Regions from separate parts of the Mus musculus genome. Here region 2 is linked to region 1. The links are chromatin contacts, found by Hi-C or POLR2A ChIA-PET in ENCODE. All regions are on one chromosome and are shown on one strand. The core of a region is the stretch at or near the end of the contact, and the rest is flanking DNA. Distances in the headings are between cores, read along the strand shown.

Evidence for each region. A loop is a pair of places that touch in the nucleus more often than their neighbours do. ChIA-PET counts read pairs that join two places held with the same protein, here RNA polymerase II (POLR2A).
Region 2: a map of heart shows a loop between it and region 1 (4-fold over the local background). The contact joins the promoter of Mfsd5 here to the promoter of Zfp740 in region 1. A Hi-C loop is called at or near these places in 1 of 37 maps with a recorded cell type or tissue (heart). POLR2A ChIA-PET finds 5 or more read pairs at or near these places in 2 of 5 experiments (Patski and embryonic stem cell).

Annotation. Positions count from the first base shown.
Region 1 is chr15:102,202,345-102,205,044 of GRCm38, reverse strand. It overlaps Zfp740 (zinc finger protein 740), which reads right to left and starts at 1,400. Exons shown (of 8, transcript NM_001289691.1): 1 at 1,243-1,400; 2 at 1-474. It overlaps Csad (cysteine sulfinic acid decarboxylase), which reads left to right. Exons shown (of 18, transcript NM_001359126.1): 1 at 1-906; 2 at 1,785-1,908; 3 at 2,471-2,601.
Region 2 is chr15:102,278,161-102,280,860 of GRCm38, reverse strand. It overlaps Mfsd5 (major facilitator superfamily domain containing 5), which reads right to left and starts at 1,405. Exons shown (of 2, transcript NM_134100.4): 1 at 1,232-1,405; 2 at 1-684. The coding sequence starts at 666.

The sequences.
Region 1 (2,700 bases), core at 151-2,650:
GCCTGTCTCCTTTCCTTCCTCTAGATCTCCCCCTGGCGCTTAATACAGAGCTCGGCTCACTGGGGATGGTCAATACTGTTGGCTAAGGCAGAATTCAAGGGTGACACTGCAAAGAGGCTTCCCAGTGAACGGTCTTGAAGGAGGACTCGAGAGCTTTTTACCTGAGCCATGCTGACTTCTCACTTAACGAACCCAAAAAGTTCAGAAGTTCTCTGTCCCAGTTTTCCTTAAGACACTGGTTGTCTGAAGAACCGTCACCAAATCACAGTAACGGCTCCTCCCCGTTCTTTCAGTTCCTTTGCCATATTGAACTGTCTTCTCAAAGAACTCGGTGTCCTCCAAAAGGAAAACAGGTGTCCCAAGAATCCGCAGTCTCTCTCTGACTTCTGCCTCTTGTCGGAAGAAACGAGAGTCTACCAGTCTTGGTTTCCAAGTTGAATTCTCTTGGTGAAGCTCTAGGTCTGTTCCAGAAACCTGAAACCAGAAAGGGAGATGAGGCCCTTAGGTGTAACATCTTCAGGCCAAACAACGATCGAAGCTCCCTCAACTTATTTTGCTGGGCGTTCTGAAGCTCAAAAGGAGGACATGAGTCGAGAGCTTTCTTTCTAGGTCAGTAGAAGAAACTGGCCTCCTGGGCCGAAAGAGCAGCCAACGGGAGCAAAAGTAAGTTGGGCCTCCTATAGAGAGGATCTGCCAAGAGAGTAAGAGCTGGGATTTGCCATCTTAGGAACGGAAGAAGGGGGCGGAGGCCCTTTGGGGCTTTTGTGCGGAGTGGGCCGGCCTGCAAAGCTGGCACTCCACAGACGAGGGCAGAACTGTGTTGGAAGGAAGCTCGGGAGGCCTCCGCCGAGCGCCGGGGTGGCTGGCAGTGCCCGCACGTGAGCGTCGCTCGGAGTCCGCCCGAAGGTTCGTAAATTCGCCGCCGCGGAGGCGGAGGGCGGGCGTGTGTGCGCGCGCTCTGCAGGCAGCCGCAGCGCGCAGCCCCGGGAGCGCCGAGCCGCGCGCGACCTGCGTGCTCGCGCCCGCGCTTCCCCCCCCCTTCCCGGGCAAGGCCCCCTCTCCCGGCGGGGCGGTGGGGGGCGGGGCGGCGGCGGCCCTCCCCTCGCGCCCCCTCCCTCCGCCGCGCGCCCCTCCTCCGCCGCGCTCCCCTCCCCCCTCGCGCGCGGCGCCCCACGGCCTGCGAGCTGCTGTCCGCCCGCTCGCCCGCCCGCTCGACGCTGCCTCCCCGCGGCGCGCGCCTACCTGCCTGGCGCGGCCTCCCGCCGTCTCCTCCGCCGCGCGGCGCCCCCTCCAGGCCCCAGGCACCCCGTGCCAAGCCCGCGGCCGCCGCTCCCCGCGTCGGGACCGAGGCAAGTTTACAAACACCAACCCGGGGCCCGTTTCCCCGGAAGCACTTCTCCGTCCCCCTCCCCCTCTTTGCCAAGCGGCCACATCCACTTCCGGGCTCCGGAGCCGGGACAGGAGGGGGGGCCCTCCGAAAAGGGGTGAGGCTGGGGACGCGCGGAGAGCTGCAGCTGGCGAGCGGGAGGGGGACGGCCCGGAGGACCGGAGGAGGGTGGTGCGAAGGGCGGCGCCTGCGCCGTGGCGCGCGAGCGCCCCGGCCGCCATCTTCACTGAGGGCAGCTCCCAGGCTCGCCTGGAACCTTTAGGGAACCTTTAGGTACTGAGTGTTCTTTGAGAAGGTTCGCTAGGTGCGCTGGTTGATTCTTGCAGAATCTCCGTCTCTCTCCTGACGCCCCAGGTAGAAGCCGGGACAGTTCGTACCTCTGATCTTTTTTTTAAAGCTTGGTGAGGTCTGTTTTTCCGGTGCCTGCTGCTGTGGGGTGCAGACCTGCAGACTGAGGTCAGCTGGGAGGAGAGTTGAGCCGTTGCGCAGTCCTGCGGTACACACTAAACCACAATCTGCATGTGAGTCTCAGTGAGTTCCCTCAATAGCCAAGGCAAACGTGCTCCGGCCCCGCAGTCTTGACCTAGCCAAACTAGGCTTCCTTTCAAGAAAAGGCCTTTTTTCCCTTCAGTGGACTAGTCTTGTTGGAGATTTGGAAGTGCGTGTTGTCCTCTGGGCCAGGCCCCCTTTGGAAATTTGAGCCTATCCTCGAATACTAGCGCCCCACTTGTAGCATTAGAGAGGAGTTCTGCTAAAAGATAGGACTATTCTAAGTGCACACTTGGCAGAAGGAAACGTGAATTCCACTTAAGTCCCAGTTTCTATTCTAACTGCTGTCTGGTGAGTTTAAGTGACAGTAAGACACTATCCAAAAAGCATATGGATTCCTAACCACAGTCCTGTACCTTTTACACCACTAAAGTAAGTTCCATTTCCCTTAGGGTCATTCTGAAACTGACATAAAATGGAGAGACATGTCACCAGGAATGTTTTTAAAACAAATGTAGGGACCTGAAGAGATGACCCAGCTGTTAAGAGTGCTTGCTGGGAAACTAGGACCAGAGTTTGGATTCTGTTTTCCAGGTTAACAAGCCTGCTCTGACAAAGGTGGAGACTGGAGAATCCCCTGGACTTGCTGGATTCCACCTTAACTGAGAAAATTAGAGCCCCAGGTTGGGGAAGAGACCTTGCTTCTAAAGGAATAAGCAGTCCAGGTGTGTACAGGCTCTTGAACTTGCATGGACAGAGTCACATCAGAAACAATCATACAGTTTTAAACATTAGCTTAAGCAAGGGAGTGTAGCCGGGTGTTG
Region 2 (2,700 bases), core at 156-2,655, 76 kb before region 1:
CCAGTTTCGTAGAGCCAAGGCCCCAGTCAGAGCCAGAAGAGGGATGGCAGCCACAAAGGGTGCGACCGGCCCCAGCCCTATCCAACTAGCCACGGCCTCCGCTGCCACACCAGCCGCCACAGCCAGCACGTGGTTCCAGAAGGCGGCTCGGGCAAAGGTGGCTGGGATCCACTCGGCGGGGAAGTCATGCCTCTCCACGTGCTCGTGGATGTACCAGGCCTCAAAGGCTGAGAAGAGGAGAGCTGTGGACAGCCCACCGAGTGCTCGGCCCACCAGCAGCACGAAGTAGTCCTGAGAGAGCTTGGTTATGCAACATAGAGAGTAAGTGAGGGAGAAGAGGACACAAGACTTCTTACGACCCAGCCAGTCCACAAGGGAGGAGGCCACTAGGCCAAAGAGGACCGTGGAGGCAAGGCCACAGACGTAGAGGATAGCAATCTGACCCTCCAGGAAGTGGTAATGCTGATAGAGTTTATACAGGTAGGGAGCTTGGAGCCAGTCCGCTGCCAGGGCCAGAAAGTAGACTTGATAGAAGTCTAGTTGAAACTGAAGGAAGGAGGGGTTGCTGCAAGCTCTTCCAGGGGGCCTGGCTCTGCATCTTGACAGCTCCAGACCCAGGCAGGAGGCCAGGAGGCCCACAAAAGACAAATAGGCAGTCACCAGCATGATGGGCCCCCGGACGACCTGGGGAGAGAACGATGGCCACAGTCACATCCATAATCCAGGTAGCACAGTCGAGGAGTTAGGTGTCTAAGCAGAGGGCAACTCCACCCAACTGCACTGTCAATTTCTCTCCCCCAGAGCTGAGACTGGAGGGACCAGTTGGGTGGGTGGGAGGAGTGGCTGTCTCCTAGGACTCAGTGGGGCGGGGGAGGGTGACAGTGGGGAGAGGCCAGAGCACTCGCTCCACCCTTGCCTGGTACAGCAAAGGGGACTCCTTTCAGTAATCTCGGTCCCTCAAGTTCAAAAGGGGCTACTGCCCATCTCCATGATAGGTTCTGCAGGCTTCTTGTACCTCCCATCCTCGCTGATAAGCCAGTTTTGGAGCTCAGTGTCTCCACATCTATTCCCGAGCATCCCTTCCGCCCGGGCCGGCCTCTCCAATGCTTCGCGGTCACGCGCGCGCACCGCAGGTTCCCCGGCTATGGGTCACGGCTGACCCTCCTTGCGCCCCCTAGCCTCAGCCGAGCGTCCCCTCATCCGCTCGCACCTCGCCCGGCCCCCATCTCACCTGCTGCCCCGGTCTGCCGGGACGCTCCGGACACGTCCGGCTCCAGGCCGCCGGGCCGCCCTCCCCGCACTGGCTCCGGCTCCGCTCGGGTTCCAGCAGCGCGCCCGCCCCTCACAGCCTGCTTCCGGGAGCCGGGCTGGCTCGTGGCCGCCGCCATGATAGCCCCGTCACGTGACGGGGCGCGGCAGGAAGCCACTCCCCCTCGTGGCGCCCCGCCCAGGAGCGGAAGAGCCTATGGGGCCCGGGATGCTGGAGCGGTGCGCTGTTCTCTTGGGCGCCTGAGCAGGCGGGTACCATAGGGTCCTCCAGCTGGCCAATATCCGCGGGGTCGTCCGGAATGAAAGTGTATTTTCTGTTTTCCTCCAGGAGGAGAAGGAAAGGTGCCGGCAGTCCCTCAGAGCCAGCGGATACCACGTGCTAATGAACTCCGCTGCCCTAAATTGAGCTGCCCTAGGGTTTGGACCTCCCCTGACCTCCCGGCCAGCAGTCAGTATTGTCCAGACACCTGAGGGAGGCGGTGTGGTGTAAAGCCGGAGTCCGGCTGCGGAAGCAGTGACAAAAACTTAAGCCCTGGAGCTGGACTCCCACCTCCTGCTACCTAGGATCTGCTTTTTCTTGGAATGTTAAGTTTCAGTATTCAATATTATGTCCTGGAGACCCCTGCAATGGCTTCCCTTTTCACTAAGGATAGAATCCAACATCTTTCAAAAGACATGCAAATGCATCTGTCCGGGACTTTTTGCTATGTCCATGACTTTATCTGCTACCACGCGGCCTCCTGTCTACACCGGCTCCCACCTGGGCCTTTGCACACTGCTTCCTGCAGAGTTCCCCCCCAAGATAGTTACCTTCTTTACCGCCAGAAGTCATGTTATTATTAGAGAGGACCTCTTTCTTTCTTTCTTCCTTTTTTTTTGGGGGGGGGGGGTTCAAGACAGGGTATTTCTGTATAGCCCTGGCTGTCCTGGAACTCACTTTGTAGACCAGGCTGGCCTCAAACTCAGAAATCCACCTGCCTCTGCCTCCCAAGTGCTGGGATTAAAAGCATGCGCCGCTGCCACCGCCTGGCCAGGACTTCCCTTTCTTTCATGGTGTGGTGGCTCATGTAGTCCTTGCGCTTGGAAAGCAAATAAATAAATAAATAAATAAATAAATAAATAAATAAATAAATAAATAAATCCTAGCGAAAATGCTCCATGATTAACAGGTTAAGAGCACTTGCTGTTCTTGCAGAGGAGAGGCAGAGGGGTGGAAGATCACTTGTTACTGCTTTTGAAGAGTAATATGCAGAGTAGTTTTCACAATTGCTTGTAGCTCCAGCTCCACCAGGGGAGCTGACTGACCTCTTCTGACTTCTGAGACCTGCATGAAACTAGTGAGAGTATAGTCACTTAGGCACACACTCATGCACATAAAATAAACTTTTAAATAAAGTAAATCTTTAATAAATTAAAAAAAAAAAAAAAAGC